Regions from separate parts of the Homo sapiens genome. Here region 2 is linked to region 1. A link is an interaction called in ENCODE POLR2A ChIA-PET data of the cell type or tissue named here. Cell type or tissue: IMR-90. All regions are shown on one strand. Each heading gives the region's core, and the rest is flanking DNA. Links, peaks and the distances in the headings are about the cores only.

The links. ChIA-PET counts read pairs that join two places held together with the same protein. Peaks named below come from ENCODE experiments on the same cell type or tissue, not always from the same donor. Only the 100,000 strongest peaks of a DNase experiment are listed, where the experiment ranks them.
Region 2: POLR2A ChIA-PET joins it to region 1 with 6 read pairs; 1 of 35 experiments calls an interaction of 5 or more read pairs at or near these places.

Annotation. Positions count from the first base shown.
Region 1 is chr13:26,962,252-26,967,630 of GRCh38, reverse strand. No RefSeq gene overlaps it. Among named protein-coding and RNA genes, the nearest start is that of USP12-AS1, 160 kb to the left of the region's middle. In IMR-90, for the core only: no CTCF peak of the experiment used is centred there; DNase peaks (open chromatin) are centred at 1,490 and 2,740; H3K27me3 peaks cover 890 bases.
Region 2 is chr13:27,570,902-27,576,280 of GRCh38, reverse strand. The region is part of intron 2 of LNX2 (ligand of numb-protein X 2); the gene reads left to right. Among named protein-coding and RNA genes, the nearest start is that of LNX2, 47 kb to the left of the region's middle. In IMR-90, for the core only: no CTCF peak of the experiment used is centred there; a DNase peak (open chromatin) is centred at 2,810.

The sequences.
Region 1 (5,379 bases), core at 95-5,094:
TCCCAGGCAGGAGACAGGAACAGAGCTGGGACCCGGGAGTCTCCTGCACATGTCCTCCCCTCCTCCTTCCCCCTATCCCACTGCCCTTGAGCCTCACCCAGCGCCAGCCCGGCTGCCTTCTCATGGCCACATGTGCAGATCTAGTGAAGAGAGGAGCAAACAGAAGCCATCTGGAAGTGCTCAGGGAGAACCCGCCCAGAGAGCCTGGAGACAGGACAGGATGCTGGTGCGTTGCTTCCGAGTTGGCTTTGTGGACTTGGATTTGGCTGGGGCTCTGCTGGCTTCCTTAAGGAGACAGGAGAAAGGGTGGCTGGGGTCAAGTGCAGAAAAGGCCAGCTGCAGGACCCCAGACATTAGCCCCCAGCTAAAGGCCATGGAGCTGACGTCAGACAGGCACTTCCAGGGCCTTGGTTACCACTGCTGTAAGCTAAGGAGAGGGTGGTGGTGAGGAGGGTAGCACCCTTGTCTAGGGGTAGGTGAGAAGTTTAGACATAGACTAGACAGAAGACCTCTTCCTTCTACTACCCTCGAATTCTCGTGGAAGGGAGCTCTCTGGTTTGCACAGAGCAGAGAATGCCACTGAGAGATATTTACCTGGCGCTAGTGTGTCCACACATCTGAAGCCACGTACTACACCCTACTACACCCTTCTTTCGGGGCTTTATTTCTGAGCTTGGTGAGACAAGGAGAATTTGTCATTACAAACGAAGCCTGCTTCCTCTCTTTTATTACATAGTTGATAGCATCAGTTTCCCCTGTGATTTCTTTTATTACTCTCCATTTTTATTAATCTTGGGGCTGCTGGTGATAACAATCTCATAAAAAAATAACTGGGTGAGCTATTGCTGGGAGGCCCACTTGGATGAGTTAGATGTCTTTTTTCTCCCTAGAGTAAAGGGGTGTAGGGCACAAGTGCAGGCTCATTAGTACCTCAGCATCGCCTGGGATATTTACGAGGGTGGTCCGTATCCTGCGGTAGACATGCGCAGTGCTTCACAGCAGCATGAGTCCAGTTAGAGCGCCTGTGACCCATTAACTTGACGAAGGGCTCAGGTGCAGATGGAACTGTCAGGGGAGATGCATCTGTGGAGGTGCTGAGTCCTGTGTTCCAGAGAGAATCCGGGCAAATTCAGCCAAGGAGCGGATGGGGCCAATTTGACTTAACAATCACACTCGAGGCAGCCCAGAAAGGGGGAACAGCAGCTCCCTGGGAGATTAGGTGTTCTACTAAGAAGCCCTCAACTTCCCTCATATCCACCTTAACCTTTCACTTTGCTTTTCTAGATCAGAATGGGCTTTTCTTGGGCTTCCCTGCCTTCCCAGCGACCGTGCTGCGTGGACTTTCAGGAGGAAAGAAGAGCTCCAGGGCCTCCCCGACGCCAGGAGCGGGGCGGTCTTTCCCACCAGTGGGAGCAGATTGGAACCTTCCCAGGTCCAGTAGCAGCTGCTGAGAACAGAGGGAGCAGCTGGCCTGGCAGGGGGCCACACTTAGCTTTGGCTTTCTCAGCGTTTACATCCACCGCCCACGCAGGGGATGCAGGTTTAAATTGGATGTGAATAGGGAGTATTTAATTTGGACTCGTGAATACGGAGTATATTTAAGTGGCCTTAACCACTTTGACTTTGCTTGCAGTCAGCTGTCACTGGGCATCAGTCTGAAGCCTCCATGGATTGCTCTGCCACCTGATCACTTTTCTTGATACTGAAAGTGGCCTGGCAGGGATTCCATCTGTCAATGTTTCTTTTTCTCTTTCTTCTGCCACCCATTTCTTCTGACCTTCAGTCAACTCCAGATATTCATGGGGATATTAATTTCTTGGGCTTTGCTGCCTTTCCCAGTGGCTGCAAGGCCCATTCTCATCTAGAAAAGCAAAGTGAAAGGTTAAAGTGGGGTGTGAGGAAAGTTGGGGGCTTCTCAGTAGAACACCTAACCTTCCAGGGACTGCTGCTTCCCCTTTTCTGGGCTACTTTGAGTGCGTGATATTAACATCACCATGAATATTTGGATTTAGCTGAGGGTGAGACACATCTCTGGGTGTGTGTATCTCTGTGTGTGTGTGTGTGTGTGTGTGTGTGTGTGTGTGTGAGAGAGATGGGGTCTTGCCATGCTGCCCTGGTTGGAGTGCAGTGGCCATTCACAGACACCATTATAGCACACTGCAGCCTCAAACTCCTGTTGTCAAGCCATCCTCCCGCCTCAGCCTCCCGAATAGCTGGCACTATAGGAGCATGCCGCCTTGCCCAGCCATCATGGCAATATTTTTAAAAAGAGGCACCCTTCCTTGTGGACACTGGCTCATTTTTCATTTAACACAGAATGAGGAGGGCCTTTATGGAACTTTTCATGAAGTGAGGAAGTCTTGAACCATGACACAACTTGATAGGTGCACATCACCTGGTTTCACATTTCCTGGTCTGAGGCTCAGAGGTTGGGCTGGGCCAGAAGAGCCGGGCAACACACGTGGAATGGGGAAGTCACTCTGCTTATTACATGGAAAGGTGAGGGAGCTTCCAGAGATGGAGAGACGGAGGCTCAGGTGAACCCTCCCCAGCCTCCAGCAGCACCCTTTGGGGTGCAGTCATGCTGCAGAGGGGCTGGCAGTGGTGCTGCTTGTCCTCATCCACTTGCTGAGTGCCTCCCCATCTGGCACTTCCTGCTCGCAGACAGGGTCCTTGGGGAATGAGTGACTCAGCTCAGCCCAGCAACACCAGTGCCTGCACCCTTCTCCCGTCAGTCCTGCCCGCATTGAACACTCTCCTCAACCCTGCATTCCACCTGTCCCCAGACACACGTCATCTCTGCCAGCCACATTTACCACCCACTTGCTGGGAGCTGTGATATTTTTAAGAGTCATTGGCCTGCATTTTAGTAGCATGTTATCTCTTTCTCTCCCTGCATTTGTATCTATTTTCATTAAGTGAAAGTCGATACTATACAAACATTCCCTTTTCATATTCATGGCTTGCCTAACTCAGAGAGAAAAAGAACCTTGCAGACCCCATCGTGTCCAGCCTGTCCCAGATCCCGATGTGCATATAACAGAAATGTGTGCATTGCAATTTGCCAATTCCACATGTATGGCCTGGCTTTTCCTGCCCAGACCAATCTAAGCCATCAGACCAGGGAAGGCGAAACCAGCTGATTCCCAATGTGACGTGTGCATACCAAGCTGTGTTACGGTTCAAGATTTCCCCGCCCCATGAGAAGTTCCAGAAGGCCATTCACACTTTGTATTAAACGAAAACTGAGCACATACTAAAAGTACATGCATGTGTATTTTACTCATTGTAAACAAAATACGCATCCATTAATAGTAGAGTGGGCAGTCCAGGCACATTAGCTTATGCCTGTAATCCCAGCACTTTGGGAGGCTTAGGCAGTAAGATTACTTGAGCCCAGGGGTTTGAGACCTCACCTCCCTGAGCAACATAACAAGACCTTGTCTCTACAAAAAATGAAAAAAAAAATTAGCCGAGTGTGGTGGGGTGCACCTGTAGACTCAGTTACTCTGGGGGCTGAGGTGGGCTTGAGCACAGGAGTTAGAAAGAGTGGCAGTGAGCTGTGATTATGCCACTGCACTCCAGCCTGGGCAACAGAGTGAGACCCTCTCTCTCTCTCAAAAAAAAAAAAAAAAAAGTAAAATGGGCATATAAAATGTGCTGCAGTCACACAATGGAATACCACTCAGCAATGAGAGTGAATGAATGAGCTACAATCATGAGCAGCCACACGGATGAGCCCCTCCTGCATCACACTGAATGAGAGCAACAGACACAACAGAGAACTTCGGTACGACTCTCTTTACATGAAATCCCCAAACAGGCAACACTTAACTGTGGTTTTTGGAGTCAGGATGGTGTTACCTGGGTTGGGTAGAAAGGGACTTCTGGGGTATTGGCCCTGCTCTGTTTTTAAATCTATAGGTACAGGTTACATGGGCAGGTTCACTTGGTGGGAATTTATCAAACCATACACTTGTGATCTTTGTACTTTTCTGTATGTATATTTCAATAAAAGGTTTTCTGGAAAAAACCTGCCCCCACCCCCTCCAGCCACTAAGTTCACTCTGGATTTGATGCCGTTTAGAAACCTATTTCAACCAATTACCTGTTGTCTGAATGAGCTATTCTTCAACTGTTCCCAAGGACTGCTCTCTGGCACACGCACAGCCTCCGAGCACTTCCAGGCCTGTGTCTGTATGGTTGATAACCTCTTCTTACCTAATTCTACTCCAAAGCCCTTTGCAGTACTTACTGGTGCGATTAGTAAGAAAGGCAATAACATTCTCTCCTTCCTATATTGTTTGGAGCTGAGGGGAAGAAATGAGACAGCGAGATGCTCATCCTGATGGTGTGTCAGGGTCTTTCATGCCAAGGTGTCATCCCAGGCATCCTGAGCCTGATGGGTCTCTCTGAAGGTGGGGAAACTGAGGCCTAGGAAGGTCATGGCCTTCCCCAAGGCTCTCAGGAAGCACAACCCTATGTCACTGGCCATCAAACCACATTTGTAAAGTGGGGGCTTTTCCAGGAGACAGGATTTTCCAAAATGTGACCACTGACCCCATGACTTTCAGGGGTCTGGGTTTGACCTTGACCACACAACCTCTAAGGAAGATGAGAAGAAAACAGAGCACAGGTCTCAACCAAAGAAGCCAAGAGAACCTCTCCCTGTAAGATATCCACACCCCCCACCCAGGCTCTTTCTCGCCCATTAGCCACACTCTAAGTTGTTGGTGGTGCCAGGAGGAGCCCTCAGCACCTGTTCACCCAGGGTGGTGACAGAGCCTCAACCCTGCGGGACAGCTACACTCAGTGTCCAGACATCTGCCTGCAGTTCTCCCTGGGGCTCCTCATTCTGTATATACCTCATCTGGAAGAAAACAGACTCTAAAAGGCTGCTTTCCCATAAAAACATGAGCCTTTCACTGGCCCTGTGTCCAGTGTGCACTAGTGAGTGGTTTCTCTTCCCCTTGGGAAGTGGATTTAAGATTGTAGGAGGAGGTGCTCCCACTCTCAGACGTCACCCCTTAACCTTCAAGCTGCACTTTCTTTTCTGCAACATGGAGCCATCGTGCCTGATTCTGATGCCCCGCCATCCTCCAGGGTCAGAGTCATGCGTGGAGCCACACCCATCTCTGTGGCCGTCCCCACCCTCCGCTGGAGGACTGAGGCCTGGAGACACCGGCCCTGACGGGAAGGCCGAGGGTGGGGCAGCAGCCTGCAGGGCCTCTCCTGGATTTCAGCTCCCCTGACCTGCTGTGGGCAGGGTCTGTGCCCAAGCAAAGGATAAAGTGGCCTCATCAGGAGTGGGAAGCAAGGGCCTGGGGTACAGCCAGGTCTGTGCACCTGTCCAAGAGTGGCACTCACTGGTTATGCATT
Region 2 (5,379 bases), core at 263-5,262, 610 kb before region 1:
GGTTCCATGTCTAGTTGTTCTGTTAGTATTGAAAGTCGAGTATCAAAAGCTTTATTGTTGATTTGTCTATTTCTCTCTTTGTCATTTTTTACTTACGTATTTTGGGGCCATTGTTTGGTACAATTTCTGTTTATAATTGTCATATCTTGTTATGTTTTTCTGTCTTTTGCTTTATTTATGTCTTTGAATCTGAAGTGTGTCTGTTGTAGACAGTTGGATTATGTTTCTTGTAGCCCATTCTGCCAGTCACTGACTTTTTATTGGGATGTTTCATTCATGTAATTTAATGTAATTACTGATAAGGTAGGCTTTACATTTGCCATTTTGCTGTTTGTTTCTATATGTCTTATTTCTTTTTTCCTCCATTTCTTCCATTTGTGTTAAATATTTTTAATATGCTATTTTAATTCCCGTGTCATTTCTCTTAATTAAAATTATTTTCTTAGTGGTTACCCTGGGGCTTACAATTAACATCCTAGTTTATAGCAGTCTATTTTAAATGAATACCAGCTTCATTTTCACTAATGAATTAGTCAGGGATCTGTAAGGAAATAGAACCAATATATGAGGAGTTGGCTGACATGATTAAGGAGTCTGAAAAATTACACGTTCTGCTCTCTGCACGCTGGCAACCCAGGGAAGTCAGTAGCATAATTCAGACCTTCTCAGTCAGAAGGTCTGAGAACTAGGAGAGCCAGTGATCCCAGTCTGAGGGCAGGAGATGAGATGTCACAACTCAAGCAGTAAGGCAGGAAAATAAGGAATGAATTTCTTCTTCCTCCACCTTCTGTTTTCTTCAGGCACTCAAAGGATTGAATGATGCAACCACATTGGGGAGGGCAATCTACTTTATACTTTATGGAGTCCACTGATTCACATGCTAGAAACAGCCTCACAGACACACTCAGAAACAATGTTTAATCTGGATACCCCATGGCCCACTCAGTTGACACATAAAATTAACCATCACAAGTAGTATACAAAAACTTTCATTCTCTCTCCCCTCCTGTGTGCTATTATTATTATACAAGTTGTATCTTCACACATTATGTGCCCATCAACACAGAATTATTGCTTTATATGTTTTTCTTTTAAATCAGATAGGAGTAAAAGAATTACAAACCAAATAATTCAGTACTGTACTGATGCTCTTCATTTTTCACATGAACTTGAGTTACTGTTTAGTGTCCTTTCACATCAGCCTGATGGACTTCTTTTAGTGTTTCTTGCAGGTTAAGCATGCTACCAACAAACATTTTGTTTTTACCTAGGAATGTCTCAATTTCTCTTTTATTTTTGAAGTCGGCTGGATATAGACTTCCTGGTTGAGAGTTTTCTCCCCTTCTCTGTCTCTCCTTCCCTCAGAACTTTGAGTATGTCATCCCACTGCCTTCTAGTCTCCATGGTTTCTGAAGAGAAATCAGCAGATACTATTGAGGATCCTTTCCTTGTGATGAGCTGTTCCTCTCTTACTGTTTTCAAGATTCCTTATCTTTGGCTTTCACCAGTTTTATTATGAGGTGTCTTAAGTGTGTATATCTTGTGGTTTTCCTACTTGGAGTTTATTAAGCTTCTTGGATGTGTAGATAAATGTTTTTCATCAAATTTGGGAAGATTTTTGGCCATTATTTCTTCAAATATTCTTTCTACTCCTTTCACTCTCTCTCCTTTTGGAACTCTCATTATGTATATGTTTATTCTCTTAATGGTGTCCCACAAGACCATGAGGCTGTGTTCTTTTTTTTTTTTTCTTCCCTGTTCCTCAGACTGGATGATCTCAATAAACCTATCTGCAAGTTTGCCAGTTCTTTCTTCTGATTCAATTCTGCTGTTGAACTAGTGAATTCTTTTTCTGTTTTGTTTTTTTGGAGACAGAGTTTTGCTCTTGTTCCCCAGGCTGGAGTGCAATGGCGCAATTTCAGCTCACTGCCACTTCTGCCTCCCAAGTAGCTGAGATTACAGGCATGCGCCACCAAACCTGGCTAATTTTGTATTTTTAGTAGAGACGGGGTTTCACCATATTGTTCAGGCTGGTCTTGAACTCCTGACCCCAAGTGATCCACCCGCCTTGGCGTCCCAAAGTGCTGGGATTAAAGCACCCGGCCATGCATTCTTTTTCATTAAACTTTTTAACCCCAGAATTTCTGTTTGGTTCTTTATTATGACTTAATGTTTCTTTATTGATATTTTCTTTTTGATAAGACATCATTCTCATATTTTTCTTTAGTTCTTTAGATAGGTTTCCTTTACTTCTTTGAACATATCTAAAATAGCTGATGTAAGTTATTGTCTGATAAAGCTAATGCCTGGGCTTCCTTAGGGACAGTTTCTGTTGGCTGCTTTTTTTTTTTTTTTTCCTGTGAATGGGCTGTACTTGTTTCTTTGCATGTTTCTTAATTTTGTATTGAACAGTGGACATTTTAAATAATATAATGTGGCAACTCAGAAAACTAGATTCTTCTCCTTCCTGAGGACTTGTTATTGTTGTTGTTTGTTTGTTTGCTATGTGACTCTTATGAACTAATTCTGTAAAGTCTCTGCTCATTTTGTGTACTGGACAGCTAATGATTGGACAGAGAATTCTTTAAATGCCTGAGATTAAAAAAATCTCCCCGTCTTCCATGGGGGTTCTGTGTGCATGGTGGGGCATGCCACACCCTCAACACTCACGCCACTGACAGCTCCACCTTAGCCTACACACACAGCCCTGAACATAGCTGAACCTCTGTGGACGTGTCATTCCCTGGCTCTTCCTTGTAAACATTCTGGTTAGCCTTGTATTTGTCTTCAGGCAGCCACAATCTTCAGCAATGACCTCTGATTTTTTTTTTTTTTTTAACCAATGCTTAACAAATGCCCCCAGTGAAAAGGAAGTTTGCCCTGGGTGAGCTCTGAGTCAAGCCAAGTAAAGACAGGCACACAGTCATACAGGAAACAAGTATAGGGGGAAAAAAAAGAAGAAAAAAGACAAGCACACAAGAGGGGAACCATAGACAGGTCAGTTAATAACAGATCTCTGGGAATAGGGCTTTGAAGGTTCTCCAGTCTGCTCTTCCAGTGTCTGCCAGCCTCCTGATTTCCACTGTGATGTGGGCTGTTGCTTTTCCAATATTCTGGGGAGGTGAGGATGGAAATAGGGTAAACTCAAATGCCACAGAGCTCTCTCTTCTTACTGAGAGTCAGCCATTTTTCTTGAACAAATGTTCTCCCTACTGCTATAATTCTTTGGCTAATTTCCACACTTCAGAAATGGCTGGTTCTGACAATTTCTTCCAGTGTTCTTACTGCTTTTATGGAGGAGAGACTTTTCAGATATTCTTAATTCACCATTTTCACTGACATGACTTGAATTAATTTTTGTTTATTCCCTAGCTATTTTTATCATTTTTCTTGATTCTAAGGTGTTCACATTCTTTCAGTGTCATTAAATACCTGGCATTGTGCAGTGGTTAGTATGCATTGTTTTATTTTGTTTCTACTGCACTACCACCACCCCCACTATTAATACTAATATTACTGACAATAATATAGTGTGTTGTTGCACCATGTGTTTCCTAGTGTGAACTAGCTCATATGCAGTTGTTATCAGGGAATGATGTCACTGTAGCATAAATCAAATTAGTCCATATATAATTTTTCCCTTAGGAGGAGAGCCAGAATAGTGGGAATAGAAGAACAACCTTCAGCAGGAAAGGAAAAATCCCTATTTGGGTCTTGGCTGCTGCAAGAGCATTTTGGTTTTATTTAAGAAAATTAAAAAACACACCTACATGTACAGATCCCTCCCTCAGGAGGTGCAGCCCTCAGCCCATGGCAGATTGCACTGCCTCAGCAGCCCACCATCTCAGAGCTCCACTGTATGGTCTCAGCATGTGCCTACCTCAATCTAATTAGATGTCACATGCTGTTCTGTTCTATTGTTTTTGTTTAATTTTGATATCCTCTGTACTAGTCTCCTGCTACACTGAGTCACCTGCCTGAATAAACCAAGTCACCTCCCCCAGTGCAATTTCAGTTTGTGTTCTTAAATGTTCCATTTCCAAAGATGGATAGGTTTTTATTTTTGTGATTTCTGTTTTTTAATGATCGCTAATACCCTTCTAGCCCCAACGTTCTGTGATTGTGTTTCTAGGTACAAATTTTTAGAAGAAATTCAATTTATATTTTCCCAAGGCCTAGAAAAAGAATACCATAGGAATGAATTTAGTATGATACACTGGAAAGAACAGAAGCTAGAAGCCTTTGAAATTAGATCTGAGTTTGTTTGGATTATGGCTCTGCAATTTAATATCTGTGTGATGTTGGCTTAGTTGGTTAAGTCTCAAGTTTCCCATTTTTAAATGGGGATAACAGAGTAATTGTGAGGATTTAATGAAATAATGTATATAAAGGTTGTTACGTAAGTAATTGGCACAAATTAGGCACTCCACAAATGTTGAGTTTTTCCTTTCTCTTTCAGTTCCAAGTATTTGCAGCTTGAGGGATGATGGCTCTGAGCTGTCTGTATTCATGAGCTTTTATCTGCCCAAGTCTGCTCTGATCTACTCATTCCCTAATACTTTTTTTAAAATATAGTTTTATTGAGATTCACATATCATCAAATTCACCTATTTTATAAATTCATTGTAAATTGCCCACTTTAAATAAATTCACTTTATTTAAAGTGTGCAATTCAGTGCTATTTAGTGTATTCACAGAATTACGTGACCATCATCACAATCCAATTTTTAGAACATTTTCAGCATACCTAAAAGAAACCCAATACCCATTAACAGCCATTTCCCATTCCCCGATACACGGTTTTGAGTGTCTACCCCAACTCTTTTTTTCCTTTAAGCCCTGTTGCAGTTTTTCTAGAATGCATATATTATGTTAAAAGAAATGTTTGTAGTATAATCTGGGCTTTTGCCCTCATCAGTGAAAGTGTTCTTTCTGAGGTTACCTTCTAATTGCCAAGTCTACCAACACTTTTTGGTCCTTATTTTATTTGCCCTTTCTGTGGCCATTTGCACTATTGGTCACTTTTTGTTGTTGACTGCTTGTCTCCCTAGTTAAGTTTGCACTCTTTGTCTCATAATCTCCTTCTGTCTAGTTGTTCAATTTCATCTACTCAGGCTGGTCCATCTCATTTAAATATGGGTTTTCCCAAAGGTTCAATCTATGGCCTTCCTCTTCTAATGCTGAGTGAAATAATTTTTCTGTATTTTTACATGATGTCATTTTTAATATTTTTCTTTAGTTCCTGTTAGCAGTTTGCTGTCTCACTGGGACTGTAAGTATACTTGTTACTTTACCTCTCTAACAACTTTAGCTTTTCCTTTTAAAAGTTATTTTTGTGTGTTTAATAACTATAAGATAGGCCTTACATATTTCGTTTGT